3 separate regions of the Homo sapiens genome follow, and all the other regions are linked to region 1. A link is a loop called in an ENCODE intact Hi-C map of the cell type or tissue named here. Cell type or tissue: IMR-90. All regions are shown on one strand. Links, peaks and the distances in the headings refer to the core of each region. The heading gives the core; the rest is flanking DNA.

What was found. A loop is a pair of places that touch in the nucleus more often than their neighbours do. Peaks named below come from ENCODE experiments on the same cell type or tissue, not always from the same donor. Only the 100,000 strongest peaks of a DNase experiment are listed, where the experiment ranks them.
Region 2: it touches region 1 in a loop (3-fold over the local background); 3 of 110 quality-filtered maps call a loop at or near these places.
Region 3: a loop joins it to region 1, with 10 times the contacts of the local background. A loop is called at or near these places in 3 of 110 quality-filtered maps.

Annotation. Positions count from the first base shown.
Region 1 is chrX:112,634,387-112,639,386 of GRCh38, reverse strand. All of the region lies in intron 3 of LHFPL1 (LHFPL tetraspan subfamily member 1), which reads left to right. Among named protein-coding and RNA genes, the nearest start is that of LHFPL1, 43 kb to the left of the region's middle. In IMR-90, for the core only: no CTCF peak of the experiment used is centred there; DNase peaks (open chromatin) are centred at 2,076 and 2,886; H3K27ac peaks cover 2,586 bases.
Region 2 is chrX:112,363,008-112,373,938 of GRCh38, reverse strand. The region is part of intron 3 of RTL4 (retrotransposon Gag like 4); the gene reads right to left. Among named protein-coding and RNA genes, the nearest start is that of RTL4, 290 kb to the right of the region's middle. In IMR-90, for the core only: a CTCF peak has its summit at 5,347 (motif pointing right); no DNase peak of the experiment used is centred there; H3K27me3 peaks cover 143 bases.
Region 3 is chrX:112,141,329-112,152,259 of GRCh38, reverse strand. All of the region lies in intron 2 of RTL4 (retrotransposon Gag like 4), which reads right to left. Among named protein-coding and RNA genes, the nearest start is that of RTL4, 64 kb to the right of the region's middle. In IMR-90, for the core only: a CTCF peak has its summit at 4,845 (motif pointing right); no DNase peak of the experiment used is centred there; H3K27me3 peaks cover 383 bases.

The DNA of each region.
Region 1 (5,000 bases), core at 1-5,000:
GGCTACTCACAATAACATATTTACCTGAACAACTGAAGTTTTCAGTGGGTTGTTTTTTATTCTTCTTCTCTGGCAAAGGAGCCTGGCAGGCTTCTGGAATCTTCAGTAGGTTCTGGGCCTCCAATCTGGGCTGCTGTTGACACTCACGCCCAGCTTGGAGAGTGAGAAGAGAGATGTTCTCATAGCTTTGGCTGTCTTTTTACTGGGGGCCGGGGTGGGGGTGGTAGGGTGTTTGGCAATTGCTCTTGAATTCGTTGGCTTTGCTTTATCTTTGTGGATTATTCATCTGTGTTTGCTGAACCTAGCAGAGAAAGTTCTCTGTTCATTTAGCTTGGCTGCATTAAAAATGTTTTTATGTTGCTACCTATAAAGACCCTAAAGTCAGCAGTATGTCTCTGAATAGATGGGACCACCAGCTCCTTCCAAACCCCTACTTTTCTTGCTAACATAAAATTCAGGTCTTCATGGCAAAAATGCATTGAGTCAGCAAATAGCAACCACCCCTCCCTTACCCTACCATGTGTACCAAACGGTAGTTTGGGAGATGGGTTGTTACCTGGTTTCATGACTTTAGATGGTGCCACAATGATGAGAAGAACAGCTGGCTTTCCTGAACTGTGTTTATTATTTCCTGAACTTGTTTATTATTTCCTGAACTTGTTTTATTATTTTCAGAAAAAAATAATACCCTCAATAGGAAGAGGTCTGTAAAAGCTTAACCCTCCCCAGCCATCAGTCTCCATGTGCCATGATCTCTATGTCTAGTGTTCTAATCTTCCACCCACCCCATCAACTCTCCTTTAGTATCTCTATTGTTCTAATCTTCCACCCACCCCATTGATTCTCCTTTAGTCCCTTTCTCTTCTTTGATTTCTCTCTATTCCTTCCCCTCACACCCTACTCTATCAAATTCCAAAGGATTCCTAGGTGCTTCTCTGTAGCTGAGGTTTTTGTCCTCAGGGCCACTATAGGCTACCTGGCTTGATATGTGGAAGCCTGTGAAAGCCATCAAGGCCCCCAGGTCACTCCCAGGCAGATTTCTCTGTATATCTGTCCTGCTCCTCTACACTGGGTGGTGAAGTTGAGGATGATATGCAGGTTCCCATTTTAGGTTCTTCTCTATCCTTGGTGTCATTCCTTCCCTTCTTTTGCCTATCTAAGGCCAGGGCAGTGTCTCTTAAACTTCCTGATTATTGGAGTATATTAGACGAAAAAACAAATGCTAATATTGTTCTCTTTGCCCCTTACCTGAAACACCCTCCAGTCTTCTAATTCCAATAATTCCTAGAATTTGGATCTTATCTTTCTGGTGGAATACAATCTACACCCTTGAACTATTCACATTGTCCAAATGGATTTTTCCCTTCTTGCCTGACCCTGAAACTCCAAACCACTTCACAATTCTTACCCCATCTTCATGAGCCTCTCCCCTGCCACACCAATATCCAACACTTCTTACCATAATCCGGGGTCCTAGCATGCTTGTTTTTTCCTTCTACAGTAGCAGCTCTCAGAACATGACTGTTGGCAACACTTGTGCGAAATTAAATCTTCATATATCTGAAGGTTCCATTACATTTCATCTAGCCCTATTCAGTTTTGGAGGTGTTAGTTGTCATTATGGGCTTGCTATATCCCTGCTTCCCTGACTCTTCCTCCAACCTTTCAGGAGCCTGGAATTTCATCAGATGATTCTCTGAAAGAGAAGACTCAACTCACTCAAAAGACAGACTTACCTCATTCTCTTTTTATGCCCTTTCTTTTCAACATTGTTTCCTTCTTCCTCCAAAGAGAACTCCTTTTTTGGATTCACTCTCCAGCATTCTTGGCTTCTAAGCTGGCATTCTGCACATGCTCCCTGAATGGGGGAGCCACTCTATCAGATTCTGACTCACTCCGGTCCATAATTTTGATGCCCACAGCAATGCTAGATCCCACCACAAGCATTGGTTTGGGGCTAACTCCCCATAGCTCATCATGACCCATTGACAGCTAGCCAGACACCACAACCCTGAAGGGCATAGGACTGCGGCTCTAGGGAGGGTGGTCAGTTTAAGTGGCCGCCAGTGACAATTTATCTCTAAACAGTGAGCTGTAAAACATAACATCGTGCTGAATCAAAGGAAACAGAGTCAAATTCCAATCCAATTTGATGTGCAACTTGGAATAAAAGCAACGTGTCTTGATTTAAATGTCAGGCCCACTGCTGAGTGATGATTTAATAACTTGTATGAGAGATTCTGTCACAGCAAATTCAACACTGGAATTCAGTGACTCACAGATAGAGTGTTAGAAATGATACAGAAGAGCACAAAAAGGAATAGGCTTATCTCAGGGCTCATCCAGAAGCTTTGCATAAAGCTCATTTGCAGTTAGAACCTCTTTTCTCCCCCTATCCTGCCACCGATCCTTCTCTTCACAGACACCCATGCATGGATATAGAGAAAATTTCTAGGTGTGATGTCATCTCCCTGCAGTATCTTCTAAGGACACAGACTTTTAAACAATTCTAGCGTGGAAGTAGAGTCAGTGCATTTAATCTGAAGGCAAGGAAGCAGTTAGTTTGGTGTTTCTCAAGGGACTTTAAGGACGCATCTGGTCTTAATGTGACGTCTTTAGCCAGGTACTTAATTATTTTTCCACATTTTAAGGGTTAAAGAGCTGAGACCTGGTGGAGTTAAAACATTTATTCAAATATTTATCCTGTCTCCTTACTCCCAGGGAATCAGTGCTTCCTCCTCAATACCTTGTGAGATCTCTCCCCTTGAGCTTCCCTTGCCTTCCATGGGGTAACATACTAGAATGCTCAAGACTGACCATGCCTCAGTCCCAGTCTGCTTCCCAGGTCAAGAAGGAACCATGCATGGCCGTTCTTAAGGGAGGAAATTCCATTCTGTTGGGCTAATCTTTTAGTCATCAAGATTTATTTTGAATAGAATTTAAAGTATAAATATCTGGTGTTTGTCTACATGAGGATTGCTCAACGTAGACAATATCGACACTTTTTGGCCAGATCATTTTTTGTTGTGGAGAACTCTTTTATGTATTGTTGGATGTGTAGCAGTGTCCGTGACCTCTGGTAACTCTCTCTGTCTATATCCTCCATTTGCCTCCAATCTATTTGACACAGACCTTTCAGGTTAATATTTCCAGGCAATACCTCTAACTTAGTGGTTCTCAATAGAAAGCAACCTCCCCTCATACCGGGGGACATCTGGCAATGTCTGGTGACATTTTTGGTTTTCACAACTTGGTGGGGAGGAAGAATAAGTTGCTATAGACATATAGTGGGTAGAAGCCAGGGTGTTACAGTGTACAGGAAAACCGCCCCCTGCCCCTGCCCCCACACCAAGTAAATGTCCAACCCAAAATGTCAATAGCGCCAAGGTCGAGAAACCTTGCTCTAGCGTATCGTTCCCTGCTCAGAAACTTTCCATTGTTTCACACTGCTTGTAGGAAAGATGACAGATTTCATGGCCTCTCCTGGTGTAGATTCAGTTTATTATTTTGTCAACTATAGCTCCTTTTTGGAAACAGCTCTGAATGTTATGCTTTCTCTGAAACATGTCATGTGCTTTCTCACTCACATAACTTTGCTCACGCCAACCACTCCCTCTGCCTAGAATGCCCACTTCCTACTACTAAAGCCAAGATGAAATGTAGCATCTACAAAGGCTTACCTGAGCTCAAATTTTCCCAGCTGCAAATAATTCCTCCTTCCCTGGATATTCCTATAGTATTTTACAAATATATCTCTTAAAGCACTTATCATATTCATACTACAATAGAAAATATGATCTGGAAGGGGCTTTTAGGATTCTCTTCAGTAAATCCTTCCACTGAAAGTAAAGGAAACTGAGGTCCAGAAAGGTGAAGTAATTGGCCGAAGGCATTGTATATTCTCGCAAGACTTGGACTGTAGTAATTTGTGTTCTTGGTTTCATTCTCCTAGCATGGTTGAAATGGATAATCATGAACTTTGAGTTAGGTCTGGCAGTCAAATTGCAATTCTGACACTTATAAGTGGGCCAAGTCATTTACCTTTCTGAAACTCAGTTCCCTGAGCAGTAAATGGAAATAATCATGGCTGTTATGAGAATTAAATGAGATTGTGTATTAAAAATGCCTAGCATATAGTCGGTACTCAATACATGTTTGTCAGATGAAAATAAGGATCAATAGTAGTTTAAATAATGGGATTTGGGAATGGATGATGGTCCATAGGACTTCACTAAAAGGCAACAAGAGGCAAAATATGGCAACTCATTGCCACCTGCTCCCTACTTTTGCACCCTTCCATAGACGATTTCCTCAGTGGGCCATCAGATCAGCATGCAAGTTTTCTGTGAAGTAACTGAGTGCTGACAGTGGCTTTCCAAATGGTAAGGTAGTTCTTAAAAGGTCTGCTTTTTCTTTTTCTTTTACAGTGCCAATGAATATAATCTCTTTTTTTCCTCCGGTAGATAACAGGTAGAGTTGTGGGGAGGGATGTGGATGGAAGATACATTTCCCCTCTTTCTCCTTAGTTTCCTTTATGACAGCAGTCTGGGGCTTAGATGCCTTCAGAGGTCTAACAGAAATTTCTGTGAGAGGGAATTCACAAGGCACTTGGGGTGGCAATAGGAGCACTTTAGTGTTGGCTCCTAGCTCAGTGATACCTGGTTCTGACTTCAGTGAGGTTTATTGGGGCCTTTCTAGCCAGCTCTTCACTCTGGAGCTGACCACTCTGTCAGTTTTCTTCCTGCCTAGGGCTTTGGGCTAATGGCATGCTATGCATTTATTCTCTTCATTCAGAGAAATGAGTCTTTCCCTGATCCCATGGGGCATGTACCTAATAGAAATATCCTTGCTACTCAAATGAGGGGATGACCTGACAAGCAGCTGAAGAAACAGAATGAGAGTTCTGATGCCTTGTCTAGACTAGATTTGGAATAAGCTGGGGAGGATGAAGTTGCTTGGCAATGGGCCCACCTCAGAGCTGGCTCCTGTCTGCTCTGCCA
Region 2 (10,931 bases), core at 2,668-7,667, 270 kb after region 1:
AATCTAAAAAACTTTGTGTTGAGCAAAGAACAAAGAAAAGAATAAAGAAACAAAACATACCATATAATTCCTTTGATGTGAATCTCTAGAAAAGACAGATCTAATGTATAGCAACAGAAAGTAGACCATTGTTGGCCTGAAGCTAGGAGTGGGGGATCGAGATTGACTGAGGAGGCAGGAGATAATTTTTTGAAGTGTTAAAAATGTTCTATACCTTGATTGTTCTGGTATATATACATATATATATATATATTTCAAAATTCATTGAGCAGTATAGTTAAAATGGGTACATTTTATTGTATGTATTCCATTGTACTTGTTGTATATAAGTTAAACTTCAATAAATTGGACTTTTTAAAAAGATACTATTAAGAGAGCAAAGAAACAAGCCACAAAGTGAGGGACAGTATTTGTAACACATAACTTTCATAGCTCATTTCTAGGTTATATAAAGAATTCCTGCAAATCAATATGAAAAAGATGAACACTCAAAAGAAAACTGACAAGCGACTAGAGAAAAACATCACACAAGACATTAAAAGGTGCAAGTGACAATGTTCTTCACAGAGAAATTCAAGTTAAATCACAATGAGTTACCACTATGTGCCTATGAGGATGGCCAAAACAATAACAACAGCAGATGATGATACTGAGTGTTCATGGTGCTCTCATACACTACTGGTGGGAGTGTAAATTGGTAAAACACTTTAGGAGACTGGCAATGTGCTCTAAAGTTGAATGTATACATACATACATGGCTCACCTATTCTACTTCTAGGTATATACCCAACAGTAATGTGTACATAAGTTACACTGAAAATATGTACAAGAATGTCCGTTGTTGAGAGTTCCATTTATGCTTAGGATACAGAAAGACACAAGAGTAAACTGTTCTCACTCTTACAGTGAGAAGAAGATGGGGAATCTACAAAATAATTTTCTTGAGCCTGTCAGAGAGTTAAGGTTGCAGGACAACCAAATAAATACTCAAAAGAGTGACAAGTGTCTCCAAGGAAAGACACAACATAGAACTTTTTCATCTTTGGCAGAGCACAAGAGAAAAGGTACCACCACACATACAGGCAAGATGAAATAAGCTAAAATTTTATCCAATTCTTAAAGGCAAGTATGAGTGAAACACTCAATTTGGGAGAACTAAAAGTTTTAGATACAAGAAGAGCTCAGCCTCACTCACAAACTCTCTTTTAGGGAAGTCTCCAGGTGCTTGTGAAGAAGACTGCGGGCAAAGTAGAAGAGCAGGAAAGGAGAGAAACTTTTTTCCTTAGTGGTGCAGTATGTGATTGGCTGCTGCTGGCCCATAGGCAAGAAGCTCAGTTGCTTCCCAGGATCCTTCTTTCCTACAATGTGAAGGTTAAGCTATTGGTGGAGGGGCAACACGTCCTTCCTCCCCCAAAGCCCAGGCAAAAACTCACTGCTTCTGGGACAGGAATAGAAGAAAAATCCTCAAGGGCAGGTATAGAATATGCTCTTACCCTCAGGATGCATGCATAGTAACATTGTTTGTAATAGCCCAAAACTGGAAACAGCTGTAATGTCCATCAACAGTAGAAGTGATTAATTAACTGTGTTATAGCCATCCAACAGGATATTATATAGCAAAGAAAATAAATGGATACTGCTACACTATATAACATACATGAACCAAGCAAATATTTTGAGCAAAAGAAACTGAGTACACTAGAACACATGCTGTAGACTTCAATTTAAAAAAAAATTAAAAAACAAACCAGACAAATCTATGCTGTTAGAAGTCAGGAGAGTGGTTACCAGTGAGAAAGAAGAATGAGATAGTGATTGGAAAAATCAAGGGGCCTTCTGCAGTGCCATAAATGTTTTTTTAATTTTGATTAGTTACATGGGTCTGTTCACTTTGTGATGATTTGTTAAGATGCACATTTATCATTTGTATACTTTTATGTATGCATATTATACCTCAAATAATAGCAATTTATTTTAAAAATTAAAAACATATTAGTTATATATGTAACTTGCTTAGTGGCACCTTGTCTATGGAGCTAAAATTAGACAAAATTGAAGAAGCTTAAAAACATAAAAAGTATGCATATTATTGTTTTTCCCACAGGTTGTGAATTAGGATCTAAATATTTCATGCCAAATCTTAATTTCTGATATAGAGGGTTTCAAAGTGCCTTTAAATGGTGTGATGGATGAATAGAGAGATGGACATGAGAATTATTATACATAGATAAGTCAGTAATTTTATTTTATGGTTGAAAACAATTTGACAGAAATAGAACATATCTGAGAAGGAGAAATTAACCCTAATCAAATGAAGCTGATATTCTAAAGTTCAAGTCATTACACATTAGATGGCACATTTGGGGAACATCTTGTCCTACTTCTATATATAAGTAGATGTTCTGCTTGTAAGACTTCAGTTTAATGTACTTTGTGGAAATTAACTTTGAGAAGAGAAAGTATTGGGTCACCAGTAAATGCAGAACTTAGAAAAGATGTTTCTTACCAAAGTTTATTTGTTTTCTTAACAGGTCTTCCATTAGAATACTGCATTCTGTAACAGTAATGAGAGGATAGACTGCATCATAGTAAGATTTAGAATGGATGATGGGTGTGTCTTTCTTTTGCAGAGAAAGCAATTGAAGAGTGACATTGACAGGAGATATGCCAAAGAAGAACTGGTATGACACCCCAACTACCGATGTTTTTTAAGAAATAATACTAATGAAAATTAAGAATCTGGTAATTGATTTTCTTAAAACTATGTCTAAATGTCCCTTGAAACATCTTCATGTACCCTCAAAGGTACATACATCCCAGGCTGAAAACTATCTTAGAAAGCAAGTGTACCTCTGCACCCCTGTCTTGTGAATTGCCATTGTCACCAGAGTCATGGAGCTTAGAAATCAGGATTGATTCACTTGGGCCCTGCAGAGCCAGGACCAATATGAAATATACCTCAACAGTTTCAAGGGAATTAGGACTAATTCTGGGTTCAGTCCTATCTAGGAGGCAGGACAGGGAACATGATGACCTCAGAGCAATGCTTCAGCTCTGACATTTGTTGCTTCTCTTTTTCCCACTCCTCAATTAGAAATCAATGCTCTAAACTCTGCCTATACCCCAAGAGGAGTGAAGGTGTACAAGGGTGCCCTCAAAGAAAGAGAGGAATGCTTCTCAGTGATGATAAGTACTGTGCAACAACTTTGGATGTGGATCTTCTACTTAAAATAACACCTAAAATATGAACCTTTCAGCGTGCGAACAATAAGCTGAAGATGCATGGAGCAAGGCGAATCCTTGCTCTTCTCAAAATTCAGGGACAATGGTGCCTCCCCCTTCCTTGCAAAAAGCAAACTGACAGGTGGCAGCTTGCATTTCAAACTGCTTTTCAAAATATTTGCATATGAATTATGCAGATAAAAATGTCTTCTCACCCTTGTAAGAATGGATTCTTATTTGGCTGGAATTAACAATCATTATATTAGCCTGGAGGAAATGATAAATATGTATAACCAAGTAACCTCTTGAGGTTTAAATATCACATGGAGGATTTAACTGTTGTTACCGTGAGAGGAATGCACAATAGGACATAGTCCAGAAAACTAAGACTCTAAACTCCCAGTCCTCTTTCAGGAGGCTGCTGGGGGCAGGTTGGCTGCTGCTATGATCACTCCACAAAAAAGAGGCAGAGAGGGTTAGTCTCTGGTCAAATAAGAGGCTTTTGCCTATTAATGCTGGGGCCCCCAGGGTCCAATTCTTGGTTCTTTTTTCCATCTTTACACTCATACTCGATAATCTTACTTAGTTTCATGACTTTCACATCTTCACCCCATACCACTCTCCAAACTTGATTTACATAACCAGTTGACTTAATGATGTCTTCAGTTGAATGTCTAATACACATTTAAAACCAAGTTCAAAACTAAACTCCCAATACAACATTCCTCATGTCAACTGTTGGCAACTCCATACTTCCTATTTCTCAAGTCAAAAACCTTGGAGGTCTCTGATCTCAGAGTCACTCTTGCAGCCACATTCAATCCATCAGGAAATCCTGCTGGCTCTGCATTCAAAAAATACCCAGAATCTATCCATTTCTTAACACATTCATTTCTACCATGCTGGTTTTGGCCACTATTGTAGTTGCCTCAATTACTGCAACAGACTCCTAGGTGGTCTTCTAGCTTCTAGCCAAAGGAATCGTATTAAAGCATAAGTCAGATTTGCTCTGCTCAAAACCCCTAAGCACCTTAAATAGTGCTTCCACGTAGTGGGCACTGTAAATATCTGCTAATAAAAAGTAGATTTGTCTTCTTTTTCTCTTCTAAAAAACTCAGGGGTTCCTTTTTCCCCAATTCTTCCACCCCCCAATATAGGGATCTCATTCATTCATTTATTCATTCATTCAACAAGCACTTATTTATTGAATTCCTACTGTGTGCTGTGAAGACCTGAGGTAAGGACTCCACTGCCCAGACAGTTATGAAGGATTCTGAATGGGAGCTCCATAGTCTTCCACAGATGGCCTGGGGTTGAATTCCACTACTATTTGGAAGCCCTTGGATAGTCCAAGCCTGAGGGTGAGAGACATACCCTCAGGAAGGGTGTCTCTTAGTACAGAATGAGAAAGTAGCACCTATCACAATTTAAGCTATACCCTAATGCCAAAAGATTGTAAAATATCTTTACCTGGAGTGAATACTCTGTAGGGCTCTGCCTGTGGTTCCACCCATGGGGCCTAAAGCTATATAAGTAGGGCTTCTGGTGCCCAGGATAATTTCAGGAGATAGCTCAGGCAGGGGCTGCCACCAGCCCTCATCATTTCTCACATGTTCTTGCTGTCACAAAGTGTATGTAGGTACATTGCATGCTGGCCAAAAAGAATATGGGCAAGAGGCACTCTATGTCTCTGGAAGATCAGAATAAGTTTGCAGATGCATTCTAAGTGCCATGTGCACACATACTGCAAGTACTTGTAGTGGACAATTCATTCCAATACTCTTGAAAACTGACTTAGGTTATTGGGACCACATACATCAACATCTGGTTATTATTAATTGGTGGATTCTAATAATACCTCATTTATCAATGTGGTCCACGAAAGAGAATCTTCCAGGTCACTAAGGCTTATCCCCTAAAGTGTCAAAATATAAATAAGCACTTTAGCTTGTCAGTTCATAAGCTTTGAAGAGGCCTCTGAGTTTATTTAGTCTAAGTTCTTTATGTTGTCTAGCCCAAGATTTTATAGCCTTGGTACTATTGACATTTGGTGCCAAATAATTCATTGTTGAAGGGAAAGGTTACCCTATGCATCGTCGGATGTTTAGCAGCATCCCCAGCCTGTGTCCACTAGATGTCAGTAACCCCCTCCCAGAAGTGACAACCAAAATGTCTCCAGACATTGCCCAAGAACCCTGGGTAGGGGTGGGGGTCAAAATCCCTGATATTGAGAACCAATTATCTAGTTAACATTTATTTTACAATTTAGGAAAATGAATTTGATTTCAAGGCTAGTTTGTGATTAAATAGTGACTACCAAAGGAAATGGCACTACCGTCATCTATTAGTACTTTGTGTCCGTGCCAGATAATTTGGCATTATCTCTGATTCTTTTTTCTCCTTCACCAGACGTTCACAATGTTCTGTCAACAGCGTGTTCAAAATATTTTTCAAATCCACCTTCTCTTCACTAACACACCCACTGTCTTAGACCAGGCTATCATTTTCTTTCACCTGGATCACTAAAACAGCCACCCAACCATACTACCTGTCTCTAGTCTTGCCCCTTCTAATCTATTCTCTACAATGTAGTCAGAGTAAGCATTTTAAAGTATAAAATTAATTCATGTTACTCAGTAAGTTTATACCCTTCAATGGCATCCCATTGTCTTCGTGAAAAATGTCCAACATCTTAACCAGTTAACTGGCATTTGTTTATATTTCCCTTACCACCAAACTACTAGCCTTTTCACCATCATGCCAAATTATTTTTCATTTTCAGACTAGAATACATGATATGCTCTATGCGTAGAACTCCTCAATCCAACTTAGTTTTGTCTGGATAACTTATTAACTTAGACATCATATCCTGCAGGAAGTCTTCCCTGAATGTCCAGGTTAAGTGTCCCTTCCTGTGTGGTCTCTCAGCACCCTGTTAATCCCTTGATCACTCTGTGTTTTAATTGCTCGTTCCCTTGTCAGTTTCTCCCACTAGAATGTGATCTCCACCATGACAGGGACTATGTCTTTTTTACCATAGGATCCCCAGTGCCTGGCATATAGTGGAGTGCTTAATTCATATTTGATGAATAAAACAATCAATGGAAGAAACTTGGGATTTTTTGAGTTTCAGCATATTGTTTACTTTCACATGCTGCCTCCTTATAAAACTAAAAGTATAAAAACAAGAAATGTGTGATAGAGATTTAGGCTTCTTAAAACAGAAGATATCTAATATAATTTAGTGGTTTTTTTCCTGATGACTTAATGCCATCATTAAGCACAGTGTGGCGCTTTCATGCAATAATGCCTTTAGGAACTACTAGTACAGGTATTATTATTTTCTCTAGCACTCAAAAGTCTAGAACAGTTGAAGTTTTCTTTTCTTGGTTCTTTTTAGTTATCAGTTTCAACTCATGTGTCATTTCTTGCAGCTGTCATCATGATTGACACTAATAACCTAGCAATAGGAGTGGGGAAGTTTGATGCTCTGTTCTCTTTCTATTTTTCTGCTTCTAATCTGCTATTTACAGGGGAAGGAAGTGGCCAATTATGTTAGAACTGTTCAGAGAATTAAACTATATTGGCATAGGGTGAAGATGGAGAGGTGGGTTTTTTTCCCTGTGTAAAGGACATGAGTTTTAGGGCATGTAGCAGCTATTTTGACCATTCGTAGTTCTTTGTACAGCTTCCTTGCTTTTCAGCTGCGCTCCAGGCAGGAGAAGCTTCCTCAAAGGTGACTGTCTATCATTTATTATCCCTGTAGCAGAGAGCCCATGCCTTGTTTGCTGAGGTCAGAATGTACCTCCCAGGATTCTATTACAGGGCTGATCAAAGCTGCCTTAGACTAGGCCTCCAGCCTTGACTTGACATTGCCACTTCTGAGCACAACCAAGGAAGAAAGACTGTGGTCATATTTACTCTTTCTTATCAAGTACACACAGAGAAAACAGTTACAGGTATTTATTGTCTGTGCATGCTGCAAACACAAACATATTTGATGTTTGCACAAACCTGTGGAGTGTGGATACAAAAAAATAGGGGGGCTACCTTCAAAAGAAGAGTTTGGCAGACAGGGACACATGAGGAATGTGTGTCAGAAAGCCTGGAAAGGCAGCCTAGCATACTCATAAAATAAGCCATTCAACAAACAAATACTTATCTCCAAAGAGCAGAACAGTTGTCCAGGTGGAGAAACTGAATTACATGAGCCCACATTCTGCCATAAACTGCATCACATTTCATCTCTCCCCAGGGGAAGCTTCTAGGCAGGGAGGGGACTGGGGCACATCCAGAGCTTGTGAGGAACCACCTGCCAATGCATGTATTGGAGTGTATGATCTGTGTAGCATATGTCAGGCTTGTACATAATGATGATGGTGATGATGGTGATTATACTAATTATTACTTTATCTTTCCTGAACATTTCTACTTTTCAGAGTACTTTCACATCTATTATTTCCTTTTAGTCAAATGTAAACAAAGACATAGCAAAAATAAGTGACTTACTTAAGGTCCCACAGAGCAGAGCAGAGCTGAACTAAAGCTCAGATCTGCTAATGTGCATTTGCTTTCCATCCAATCACACTGCCTCAACGGTCATAACTTACTGATATTAACGGCCAAATGAGAGATGACTTTCTGGCTCCTCCAGGAAGTTGACAATACCCATGGGCTACTATAAGCCACAGCTCAAAGCAGAAACTAAGTTTTCAGGAGGACATCTGAAGTGAAGGAAAAAAGTAAGGTCTTTAATTCAGTAGGTCATCTTCACCAGAGACAGAACAACCAGAGAAGCCCACCCAGAAGCATTGAATGGGATTAAAAGGGGCACCTGGCATGAATAAGCAGGGTGGGAGGACCCTAACTGGAGTTCAGTTGACTGGGTAAAGATAGCAATGATTAAGAGAATGGAGTAAGACCTTTTGCCAAGTGCACGAAGTTGGGCCCATTGCCTATGTGGGCAGGCAGCATGGGATTACAGAAAGAGCACGGGAGTGAAAGGCAGAAGATCTAGGTCAAGAATCAGAGGCATTCAAGTCAGAAGGCCATTTTCCTATGTATGGGTTAGATAGATCTTCTATATCATCATTGGGTTCTCTGGGTAACTCTTTCTAGCTTGTGTCATGTGATCCTCCCAGGGAATCTACAAACTTCTTTTATTTAAGTAACTTGGTCAAAAAGTATTTCACTTTGGTGGTTTGAAAGCCTGTGTCTATGACCCTTACATAACTGAGTCTCTCTTAGCCAGAGGAATGGCACTAGTAGAAATAAGTTGAGTTTCTGACCCCAAGTGATCTGGGAAAGCTTCTATGAAATGATTGACTTCTTACACCTTTAAGATTAAGTATAAGTACACTAACACGACTCTTCATGATCTGGCCCCTGCGTATCTCTCCAATCTAATCTCTCATTCTTTCTGTCTTGCAGTGTGTGTTCTAACCAGACTACTTTGCTTTTCAGTTCCTTGAAAGTGCCAACATCCTTGGCCTATGGACTTTTGTACATGCTGTTTCTTCTGCCTGGAACTCTCTTTCCACCCCCACCATGTCCACGTGGCATATTTCTACTGATCCTTCAGGCATGAACTTAGATGTATATTCCTCTGAAAGGCTTTCTTTTTCCCTATTAAAGACTGGATTAGGCACCTACTCCATGCTCCTTTACACAATTGACTACCCACCATCTTACATTCTATTACACTGATTGCAATTACAGAAAATCTTCACCAGACTGTAAGCTGCATTAGGGGCTCTGTCACTATGGTATACCTGTACCTGGCACAGTGTGTAACACACTCTAAATATGCACTAAATATTTGTTGAATTGAATTAATATCAGCAATGATTTGAATTCAGAAAATGTACTGTGTCAAAAACATTCATGGTAGTAGGATATTAATTAGTCCATACCAATGGAAAATCCAGACTTTGTTTAACCTAGTTCATTATATTTTCCCTATCTGCTGGTCATTTTAGTATTTCTGTTTCTTCATCTTGCTCTTACCTCTCAATATCACTTCTGCTCTCTACTACTTCCCAACCTCTAGACCTATAGCTGCTCGGAGTTGCCATTCCTCCTGCTCTTCTCAGCAATGCTCCATGCTTTGGGATTGATCTTTACTGCCTGCACTCCCATGACCATCACCACCCCTCACCAGTCAAAAAAGATCCATCTTAGTTTCCCAGATCTCAGTGAGATGTTGTATTGAAATGCAGTTCTAAGTTACTAAATTGTACCAAGATTCTGAGGCCTAATCCAACAATTGGTTTGAGTCTTAGGACTTTCAGAATGGTTATATATAAATAGTCAATTACTGAAGCCTCAATGCCTTTATCAGGAGAAATAAATCTGGGATACTGGAATTTCAGTCAGACTTCATGTTTATGAATGGGTTCTCATGGGGAGTAGAGGGTGTGTTGTGGAGGGGGCACCTCCAAACCACACAGTCACCTAAACAATGGCCTCTATGGTCTCACTGTAATTACAGTCTTGGGCTAGGGAATCCACAGAAGAAAAATATCCAAGTCATTTACTTCTTTGAGAGGAATTCAGAACATCTGCTAAAATTAACTCTGCAGCTATTAGATAAAGTAGATTCCCATTACCCACGTTCTTCCCATTCCATTCAATTCAACAAGTCCTGACTAAGTGACTCCCTATGACATACATGTTATTGTGTGATGGGAACACTTGGGTTGACACTAATGCTTCTGAAACAACAGATATTCCTGCTTCTATAATGGTTAACTAAAGCAAAGAGCCTTCCTAATCAGAAATGATTTTGCTCCCTTCTTTCCTCATCCATCCCTCCAAAAATCTCCCCACATCACAGCCTCTGGGTCACCACCTGGCTATGTATCTCACTGTGGTCACATCCTCAATGTCCTGCTTATGGTCAGTCCTCCAGCTGCTGAAAAGTTGTGTTTAATATGGAGAGTGCACCATATTTATGTCAATGGTGCTGAAGGTTAATGGTGCTTCAAATAATGAGCTTTTATTTTTAAAAAATAGCAGCAAAAATGGGAGCATCTTAAATTAAAGGGCATTTCACAGAGTGTAATTGAACAGGGAGTAGGTGTCTATTTTTGTAGAAAAGCTGTGATTCAACTTCTGTCTCTTGCTTATATTTTCCAAATGGTTACACTCTGGATGGAAAAATCAGAAGCTTACTACTGGTCCTTCTCATACTCATAAGTATGAGTACGCAAGACTCTCTGCCTCTGTGTTCAACTGGCAAACTGCTATGGACTCGGATGTGATACCAGAATAAGCAGGAAGTTTATCTCACAAGTGACCCTACCATTCCCCAAATAATTTCCCTCTTGCCCTTAATTTAAAAGCAGTTGTCCTCTGGGCCTTAATGTCAATGCAGATAGCACTTTCCCCTGGAGACCCTCCAACCATTTAATAGGAAGAAATGATTATGTATGTCTTCATTTCCCTGCAGATAGGAAGGGTCACAGAAACTTGCTGGTTCACTTCCAAGTCATGCTGTCTGGCATGAACTGGGCTTTTGCTGACAATCTGCGAGCCTCCCATTGTTTTTCATTGTCTTCCAAGTGTTCCCATTACAAAGGCTGTTTCAGAACTGATCTCTGCTTAAGTCTGAAACTCTCTTCTCTCCCACCTTTACCCTTTTCTGATCAGATAACTTTGACTCCTCCATGGGAAGAGAGAAAGGGGAACTGAGTATTGAAATAAGAGAA
Region 3 (10,931 bases), core at 2,484-7,483, 490 kb after region 1:
GTAGAATGTTGTGCAAAAATTAGAAACTTTCATTCCTACCTCAGCCCAATTTACAGCCCTGAAGATCGTAGTACTATATCCTGCAAAGCTGTTAGGGGTAACTATGGCTGTTTTGCTTGTTCCTCCTAGGCCTAGTCTGAAGGTAGCCCTCTCATTTCAACATTTCAACTACAGAAGAAAGTATCCCGGTCAAGTTATCATAACGTTATCCTGTTGTTATTTCTGACTTGTCCTTGGAAGCCTAGAAATCTGACAGATAGAACTGCCCCGCTCCCAAATGGTATTTTGTATTTTGAATTTAATCAGACTCTCAATAAGCACATGAACAACTGTGTTGTCCCACAGGGGCTACTTCCCCTTCCTTTGTTTCCCTGTAGCATTCCATTTGTAAACATGCATGGCTGTCAACATGAAAACTTTGTGATCAAAGGAGCTATGGGGTCAGGGCTTGAAACAGAATTGCTGAAAAATAGTTAGATTAGTCATTGCTTTGAACGGATTAAAGCAGCATGAACGCCTTCCATGCTGAGGGGACAAAAGGTGAGACTGTAGGAATAAATTAAACTCACCTTACTTCCAGGGGAACGTATAGGGCAAACTGAACATCATCAAATCTCTTTCTCCCTCTTCTGAGAGACTAATGAATGGAAATAGTGAAAAGACATTCAGCACTGACATGAAATCATTAAACTTCTAGCTAACTTCATTGCTGGAGGAGTAGCACAAATGTTTTTGTTACTGATATTTCTCTACACAACATTGACATGATAAAGGCAGATTTTGGTAATGAGCCAATATAAACTGAATGGTTAGTGCACACCAGGTTGTGGGATGGAGTTGGGGAGAGGAGTGGAAAGACAAGGAAAATAAGCATCTCCAAATAATTACCACTTGTCAGTCTCCAACTCTATAAGTGCTTCATAATTGCCTTTGGCTCGGCCTTGAGCTTTTTCCATTGAATATTTGCTGAGAGGCTTAAATATATGCACAAAAAAGGAAGCTTCTAGACAAAAAATAAAATGTATCCCCAATGTGAGACCATGCTCTGTGAGACCGTGCACTGATATCAGTATTCACAGCCAGTCTGAAACTGTCTTGTGTGCCTGAACCTGGTTGAGAATGATATCCTTCCATTTGGAAAAGTTATAAAAGGAGGAGATTTAAATTCTTTGATGTACTGTGACCACTCCTCTGTTTCTTGACTTTATTTCAGACAGCGTGGCTAGATCTCTTTTCCATGGGAAGGAGAGAAAGAGGGATCCTCAGAAGCTCCTGCCTGATCTCCCTCTACAAGTCTCTTGTGTAAACCAGATGGTCAGTGACAAGAAGAGCAGAAACAAACAGTGCTTTTCTGAGTCCAGAGAAAATGGATAGGTGGGAAAATAACCTCAATTAATGCTAAGAGAGTAGTGGTTCTCTACTATTTCCTCTCATAGTTCTCCATGTCCTACATTTGCCTCTATTAAAGCAAAAACCCTGGCTGATCTCTTTGCACAGTTATTTAACCGGAATTCCATCCATGGATGGGCTGTGGGTACTGAGGAGGTCTATGAATCTATGCAAATACTAAGCAACAATTCACATGCATATGTCCATAGGTGCTTTTCTAAATACAGAGATTTCATAGATTGTATCAGATTTTCAATGGGATTTTTTACTCTGAAAATTTTAAAAATCATAATCTTACATGCCACCATTACTGAACATTTGTATATTTTTCCTCTTGAATTTCAGCAGATTTAAAGGGAAGGGGTAAAAAAGAAAAGAAGAAAAAGCAAAGAAAAGGGAAAATAAAAGAAAGGAAAGTGGGACCTCACAATAGTTGTGTCTGGACAGGTGAGACGGCAATTCATCTCAGTCAGAACCAATTGGTTGGGATAATTAAAAAGAGATCGATCCACTTCCTAGGTCTCTGCCGTGTTTTTTAATCTCTTTAAGATTCCTGTCTTCTCCATTCCCTCTGCTCTTTCCAGAGAGAAAGAAATCTCCAACTCCAATACAGACAAGCATTTTCTTAGAGGATCACCATCATTTATTTCAGCAGATAAATAAAAAGCCAAACTCCTTACAATGACCACAAGGTTTACAGGCTAGCATTCCCCTTCCACCCACTATTTTTCTGACCTCACCTTCTGCCATCCTCCACCTGGCTCATGCTGCTCCCACCACACTGGCCTCCTCACTGTTCTTAAAACACACAAGCACGTTCCAGCCTAATATCCTTTATATTGGTCATTGGTTGCTCCCTCTATCTAGAAACAATCGTCTACCAGAAATCCCCAAAGCTGGCTCTCTTACTTTCTTCATTTCTCTACTTAAATATCACCTTCTTAGAAAGGGCTTTTCTGTCCACCTTACTTCTTAAAATAGTGACTAACCCTCACCCCAGATTTCCCTTTCCCCCTTGCCTTGTTTCATTTTTCTTTTTAGCATGTCTCACCACCTGAAATGTAATTATTCTTTTCTCCTCCCACTAGACTGACTGTAAACTCCATATGAAGGCAGAAACACCATCTGCCTTATTCATTGCACCTTATACCAGTACCTAGCACAATGCCTAGCACATAGTAGGTACTTGATAATAGTTGCTGAATGAACAAGAGCAGGAAATGATGAGCAAAGGGTTCAATATCAAAGGTGTTCCTACTATTGCTTCTGTTGTTTACTCAACTTCTGCCATGCTGGCCCCTTTGCTACCCTGTACATGCACCAGTCATTCTCCTGCTTGAGGGCCTTTGTGCTTGTCCTATACCCTCTGCCTAGAATGTTCTTCCCCAGATATTTGTGTGTCCTTCAGCCTTTTACTCAAATCTCACCTTCTCAGTGATCCCTTCTCTGGTCTATCTAAAACTGTAACTTTGTCACTTAAGATACTTCTGATGTAATACTTCCTATCACCTCTTCCTGCTTTATTTCTTTTCCTAGCACTTATCATCATCTCACATATAATAATATATTTTACTTATCATTTTTATTGTCTATTTCCCTCAAAAAGACTGTCAGCTGTAGGAAAGTGAGAACTGTTGTCTCTCTTCTATCCCTAGTGCCTCGAAAAAGGTCTCACTCATAGCAGGCACCTATTAAATATCTGTTAAAGGAAGTAACAAGAAAACAAGCAAATGATTCCTCTTATACACTAAGCTAAAGTAATAATCAGCTGGGTTTTCTTTTCTTTCCAGGAGAAAAAAATGACTAAATTGTTTAACCAGTGAAAATACATATACTTCCATATACAGACAGATACAGGAGATTCTAAGATACCTGAGGGATAGGAGACTGCCTTCCCCCCTTGTCCTTAGAGGCACCATTAACACCCACTCCCTCTACCTGAGGTCCTTAGTGGAAATGACACATCAATGGGATGAGACGAAAGGACTGCTTCTGGCACAGGTAAAAGAAGTTTAATTATTTTATGCTATCACAAATTGAGAAGTTACTATGTGCCAGGCCCTTTATACAACCACGCAAAATTCTCACACTAACTTATCAAGATAGATATTATTATTCTCATTTTATAGAAGAGGAAAGTAACACTCAGAGAAATCGAGTAACTATCAAAAAGTCTCATGCCTAGAACTATTCAGAACTGGGTTTCAAACCCAGGTCAAAAGTATACAGAGACTCTGTTCTCTCTGCCTTATTGTGCTGCTGCAGGTGAAGGGAGGATATGTATCTTTATCTGAGGTTTCCATTCTGACCAGTAGGTCAAACTCCTCAGACTTGACATTACTTGGCATTTTCAGTGAGTATTTTCAGTTTCCAACTACATAAGGCCTCTGAACTGTCAGGAATTAAATTGTGGCCCTGCTCCATCCCCTGAAGCATATCAGAACAAATATCAGTGTTCTCCCTTGCAGGCTATTGCCTGTATTTCATTCCATTAGCATAGCTGGAGCTCTGAGATCAAACCCAGATTTTTTTTTTTTTTTTTTGCACTCAGTCACATGGCAGTTAGATCACATTGGGAGAAGAGGAACACGTATTTCTGCTTGGTTGTGGCATGTTAATAGGTTTGAAGGAATCCCAAGTTCACATCACTGTACAGAGCAAGTTTCCAGAGACAAAATATTCCACTGAACAGCAAATGAGCAGGAAGCACCAAGATCCTGTGATATCTGTCAAATAATGCTCTTCCCATTCTTACAAGCACCTTCTCCCCAAAAGGAGAGTCTGTTATTCATTCAATGTATGTTGGCTGACCAGGTCCTGTGCTAGGTGAATGTGACAGAAAGGTGAATGTGATTCCAACTAGTGGAGAAAATAGACTTGTAATCAGATGATGAATTACCACCCAATGTGGCAAAGACTATGGTGGGGTTAGGAAGAGAGTTCAGGGAACACATAGAGAGGGGGAGGTCTGACTTTTACAGGCTACATAAAGACAGGTTTTCCTAAAGAGATGATGAAGAGCCTGCCTCAGCCTCCCAAGTAACTGAGATTACAGGTGCACCCCACCACACCTGGCTAATTTTTTGTATTTTTTAGTAAAGATGGGTTTTCACCATGTTGGCCAGGCTGGTCTTGAACTCGTGACGTCAAGTGATCCACCCATCTCGGCCTCCCAAAGTGCTGGGATTACAGGTGTGAGCCACAACACCCAGGCCAGAGCCATTTGATTCTTTTTTAATCAGTCAGATAAACCCAATTTGTTTTAAGGTATGGTATTGGGCTGTATTCACCCAGAGGTTTACTTCAAAATGGGAGCAGTGAGGAGCTTACATTGTGACCAGTTCACTGAAGTGCAGTGGCCACAACTCTGTCCCATATGGACTAGTGGCTCTGTGGTCTGTGATCCAGAGCCACAGAATTTCCTAACACTGACCAACCACGCTGTAATTTCAGCACTTGGTCACAAGGGGGAGGGGGTAGCTGAGAATCTGAATTCTAGGATTCTAAAAGCTGAAATTCACATAGAATCCATCCAGTTGAGTGCTTTGCAAGCCACAGGGCAGAGAAGGGGAAGAGGGGAGAGAAGTCCAGTTCGGTAGATAGGACTACAGATCCTACACTCAAGCTTGAAACAGTGCAACTCTGCTGTTTTATGAACTGAGTTTCTGTACTTACTTTTGTTTGAGATGAGAGGGTATCGTTGCTGAAAAAAAAAGTAAAGTAATTCACTTGCTCATTTTAGAGACGAGAGAAATTCCCTCAAAGAAGGGAAATAATTTGGCCCAGATCACACTGTGTGACTTTGGAGCAAGGGACTGTACATCTGCGAGCCTCACTCAGCTCCCCCATCTCTGAAACGAGAATAATAGTGTGTACCTCATCTGGTTGTTGGGAGGATTCATTGAAATAATGCAGGCAAACACTTAGCACAATGCCTGAAACATACTAGATATGGACAAATATTGCTTACTATTACCATTTTGATGATGATGATGATGATGATAGTGATAATAATGATGATGATTATACAGTAGTTCCAGTTAGTCCTTAAAACTGAAGTTCTCTGCGTTGCAAGCCAGCATTCTTTTCCATACATCACACTCTCTCAGCGCAGGTCTTTCAGCAGAACTTGTCTGCATGACCTGACACAATTGACCATCCCCTCCTCCTGGATTCACTTGATTCATTAATATTTCAGGGAAACACACTCACTGATTTGTCCTCCTACCTCACTGACCTCCTGCTTCCTCCTCATTTCCCTGCTTCCTCCTCATTTCCCTGACCATTAGCCTTTGGATTGCCTCAGAGCTCGGGCTTCAGATCTCTCTTCCCTCTTCTATGCTAACTGTCTAACTCACTCAGATTTTAAATTATCTCCGTATGTTCAAAAATCATAAATGTATTATCTCCAGCCCAAAAGCTCTTTCCTGGGCTCCAGAATTGCGATGCCAACTCAGCATCTTTACTATGTTATAGGCCTATCTCAAAGTAAATGTGATCATAATAGAATTTCTGATTTCCCTCCCAAATTTTTTCCTTTCCCTATTGTTCCTCATTTCAGTAAATGCTCCCAACTTCCCCCAAGTTGTTCAAACCAAAAACAGGCACCTTTCTCTCTTCCTTCCATCCCATCTCCAATTCATCAGCATGTCTTGTTATGCCTCCAAAATTCGCAATCTTCACAAATTTGCCTAATTCTCACCCCCTGCATTGCTAAAATCTTAGGCTAAGCCAGCATTATCTTTGGCCTAAATTACCACAACAGCCTCCAATCTGATCTCCCTGAATTCACTCTTGCCACCATTTCTGGAGACCACTCTTCATGCGGCAGCCAGAGTGATCGTTTTAAAATCAATAGTCAAGCAATTTGATTCCTCTGCTTAAAACATCCCACAGTGCCTTCTCATTGAACTTGTAATAAAATTCAAACTCTTTAGCACAGCCTACAAGCGCATATATGATTTGGCTTGAGACTGCTCTCTCCTTTGCTTGTTGGCTTTTTTTGAGGGTGTGTCCCTTGAATTTACACTTGTTTCTTCTGCTGGGATTCCTTCTTTCTCATCATTCAGGTCTCAGTTCAGATGTCACTTTCACAGAGTTTCTTTTTCCCTAGGTAAAGGAACAAGTGTCTGTCCCCATTCCCAGTGTATTCTCTATCCCATTGCCCCACTTCTTTTCGTCATAGCACTTATCACAACTAAAAATTATATAGACACTTTTTTTACTTGTTTACACTTTTAATGTCTCCTCCTCACACACTAACCAATAGAATGTCATTGCCATAAAGGCAGAAACTTTACCTAGTCCACTACTGTATCCCCAGCACCTAAAACAGTGCCTGCACAGTAGACCCTCAGCAAATATTTGTTGAATACAAGAAAGAGAAAAGAAACTTAGAGACTCAACTTGACTCCTTCTCAACATCCCCCTTGACTGTGTCTGTGAAGTCCCCTTTCCAAATGAACTTTCATTCTAGATTAGTCCAGAGAAAGTCAGGGAAGAACTTGTTCTCCACCCCACTCACACCCTGACATTAATTCACTCTGGTGAATTAAGCATCGATAGAGCTCTCTGAAAATATTCTTTTCATGGCAAAATGATTTTTCCAGTCTACAAAATAGAGTAATTAAGAAGGATCCATCATGATCAAAAAGTATTGCTCCTGTGCTCATAATGAATGTACAATAATTGAGGTATTCCAACTAGTGTCATTTGCTTGACACACTCCAGTTAAGTAGGATGCTATAAATGAAGAAGTTCGAAACATCACCTGTTGCAAACATTCTAAAGGAAAAGAGCTCCTGAACAGAACCCTTCAGGATAATAGGTCTGATGATGAATGGCTTATTGCTACAGGAAAAAAAAAGGACTTGTAGAACCATAGATACAGAGAAGGAGGGGAAGAGCATGCTGATGCACAATGTCACCCTGATCAAGCATCAGGAGCCTTGAAAACAGGTCATATTTGGGATTAGAAATCAAGATTGGCCTTTAGCAATATAGTTAAGTGAGGGAACTTGTCCTAGGGAGGAAGTAATGGCTGCAGGGGTTTTTCACCTTTTCCATTTGTTATTCAGCTACATGGGAGATATGTGGAGGAACAGAAGAGCGTTTGGCCTGGAGCTTCTAGCAAAGTGGGATGTAACATTGAATTCACATTAGAATCACCTGGGGATATTAAGAGACACTCATACCTAGGCTTCACTTCCAGTTATTCTGATTTAATTAATCCGGAGCAAGTCCCAGGCACTAGTATGTTGTTTACGCTTCCTAGGTGATTCCAATGTGCAGTCAGGTTTGAGAGCCATTTTTAGCTGGTCCAAATCTTAGGCAGGCAGCCTACGTTTTTTCCTTTGAGAACTCAGTGGTTCTCAAAGTATGATCCCCATACATGCAGTAACATTACTCAGGAACCTATCAGAAATGCAAATTATGTGGTCCCTCCTCAGATCTACTGAATCAGAAACTCTGGGGACAGGGCTCAGCAATTTGTGTTTTAACGAGCCTTCCAGGTGAAAATGATGCACCCTCAAGTGGAAGAACCACTGCTTTAACCAGCAGTAACAGATTAAATAAATATACCCACTCTGACTATAATGGAGTTAAGCAGCTGGAGCTAAAAGGAGCGACTAGAGGCAATTTGACTCCAAACGGCACTGAAGTACTGCAGCCAGAGCTGTTTTTTTTAGGGATCCCACCCCAAGAGAAGATGTTAGCAAATTAAATGAGCACTGAACCAAAATGCAACTCTAAGGTTAAATCCAAGGTTAGAAGATGATATACCTGGAAATATTTAAGATTAACAAGAAATGTACTGATTTGTACACAGAAGATTCTTTTCTTTATAAAAAATAAGTAGTTCTATGTGAGGTGATGAATATGTTAATTATCTTGATTTAATTATTTCACAGTGTATGCATTATCAAAACATGTTTTACGTTGCAGATATGTACGATTTTTATTTGTCAGTTATGCCTTAATAAAACTGGGGAAACATCTTAAAAACTAGTTCTAAAGATGTGCTTTAAGAAATTGTTAGCTTGCAACAGAGATCTATGGTCAGTTTGTTAAAAATGTAGATTCCTGGGACCCATACCCAGAAATTCTGATTTTGCAGGTCTGGAGTGGAGCCTAGAAATTTACATTAATAAGGCTTTTAGGTGATTCTATAGTAGGTGGACCTCTTACCAAGCTTTAAGAAATGCTGTTCTATATGAACTTCATCTGCTTTATTAATGGCTGATAAAAAAAATTCTGATTGAAAACTAATGTCAGTGATCTAGATGAAACGTGATGCCTCATAGATTTAATCATGTGACCTTGCAAATAAAGACACCTCCTGGAATCATTCTAATGACTGTATCCTAATTGGGAACAAGGAAACTGACAGAAAACAGCGAATCTTGAGTGCTGAATCTACATCCCCAGGAATACAGAGTAACAATAGTAATGGCAAAAGCAAAACCCACAAGGTGATCATGTGGAAGGTGACTGCAGCTTGCTTTATATTTTCTATTCTTACTTGAGACCTACTTATTTAAAATCTATGAAAAAAAATGCCTAAGTTCATCTGAGAGTAATTTTGAAGTGTTTTTTTAATACCTCAAAACATGTAAAGGCATAAAGAGGTCACAGCTACTGACTGACTTATCCTACGGCAGCCTAATACCATACATCTTCAGCTCTAACTATTGCTATATAAATATTCAGTAATAGCAATATAATATCTAAAACTTTCTCCAGGCCGGGTGCGGTGGCTCACGTCTGTAATCCCAGCACTTTGGGAGGCCGAGGCAGGCGGATCACTTGAGGTCAGGAGTTTGAAACCAGCCTGGCCAATATGGCGAAACCCCCTCTCTACTAAAACTACAAAAATTTGCCGAGTGTAGTGGTGCATGCCTGTAATCCCAGCTACTCGGGAGGCTTAGGTAGAAGAATCTCTTGAAGCCGGGAGGTGGAGGTTGCAGTGACCCAAGATCACATCAGTGCACTCTAGCCTGGGTGACAGAATGAGATTCTGTCTCAAAAAAAGAAAAAAAATTTCTCCTTTGTCTTCAGGATGTGCCTGGCTGTATGCTAACATAAGCCATAAATGGAAGATGAAATAGCCTACCATTCAGCTTAAACAAGAAATACTGCCACATCCTAGTTACACACACCCCTATTACAGGACTTTCAAACTCCATGCACCTTTGTAGTCTCCCATTCCATGGTTTGGATACTGATTAGAACATAGACAACTCATTTATTGTTTTAGACCATGGCCATTGTTTAGTGTCCTCAGAACCCTGCTTTGGGCATGGCCAACCTAGGCAATTGTTCAGGCTCTGATCTTTGCCTACACATGGTATCAGGGAAAAAAAATTATTGGGGAAGAAGGAGATGGTTCCAGATACCTATATTAATAAGTGATCATAGGTAGAATTAAACAATCAACCCATTAAATCCTTCCACCATCAGGATAGGAAGATTATAGTCCCTGTGGATTATATTTTGTGGCTTCTTCCCATGAAGTTGAGCCTGAAAGAGATTTTGAGTTCACTAAGACAGACACACTGAGGACAGGAATCTGTCATGCAATGTAGTCTGCCCTATCCTTCTCTGCTCTCCTCACCCTCATGGGGACAACCCAAAGTCAGTCGATGAGGCAGCCCAGTGATAGTGCTGGTCTTTTCTTGTCTTCAAAGGTTTTATTTGATTTGTTCTCTTTGGTAGTTCTATTGATTTGTATGAAAGACCAAGTTGCCATCTTCTCTGATTTGGCTATATGACCCTCAGCTTCATTCAGCATCCTTATTTAGTGTTGGCAAGTACAGATGGCAATATTGTAGTACCAGAAGAGAATGCAAGAGATTATCTTCCCGGTTCCTTGTCTCCTAAAAGGTATATGTCTAATATGTCTAGAGAACCATAAAAATAAATAATATCTCTTCTCTTTCAAAAAATCACCAGTGATAAAGATTCCAAAACCCTTAGTTATTAAACTTTAAAGATATTAGACATCAACTACCAATTTCCAAAGTAATGGAATTTATTAAGTCTAAACAAAATAAAAATTAAACAAATGTGTCACTGAAGCTACCCATGTCTCCACCAACATTTATTTCCTTTTTTTTCAGTACATTTCCCTTATTCCCTCAAGGCAGCCTGATAGTGTCCTAGCTTAGGTATTACTTGATATACGAGATATCTCTAGACCACATAATATGTGAACCCTCCAAGACACCGTGGCATTTAAAAAAGAATTCTTGAGGCCACAAATAACCTTCAATACCAACAGAATTGGATCTCCAAAAGCAGAATTAGAGGGGACAGAGTTGATATTTGAAGGCAGTGCACTGAAAGCTTACACTGTAGACATCTACCATCATACTTAATAGTGAAAGACTGAGTTTTTTTTCCCCTGAGATCAGGAAACATTGTGCCAGAGGATATAGCAACTATATTTAGGCAAGAAAAAGCAAGAAAAGTTATTGAGATTGAAAAGAAAGTTGTTAAACTATCTTTTATTTGTGGATAACATGTAGAAAATATTTATGTAG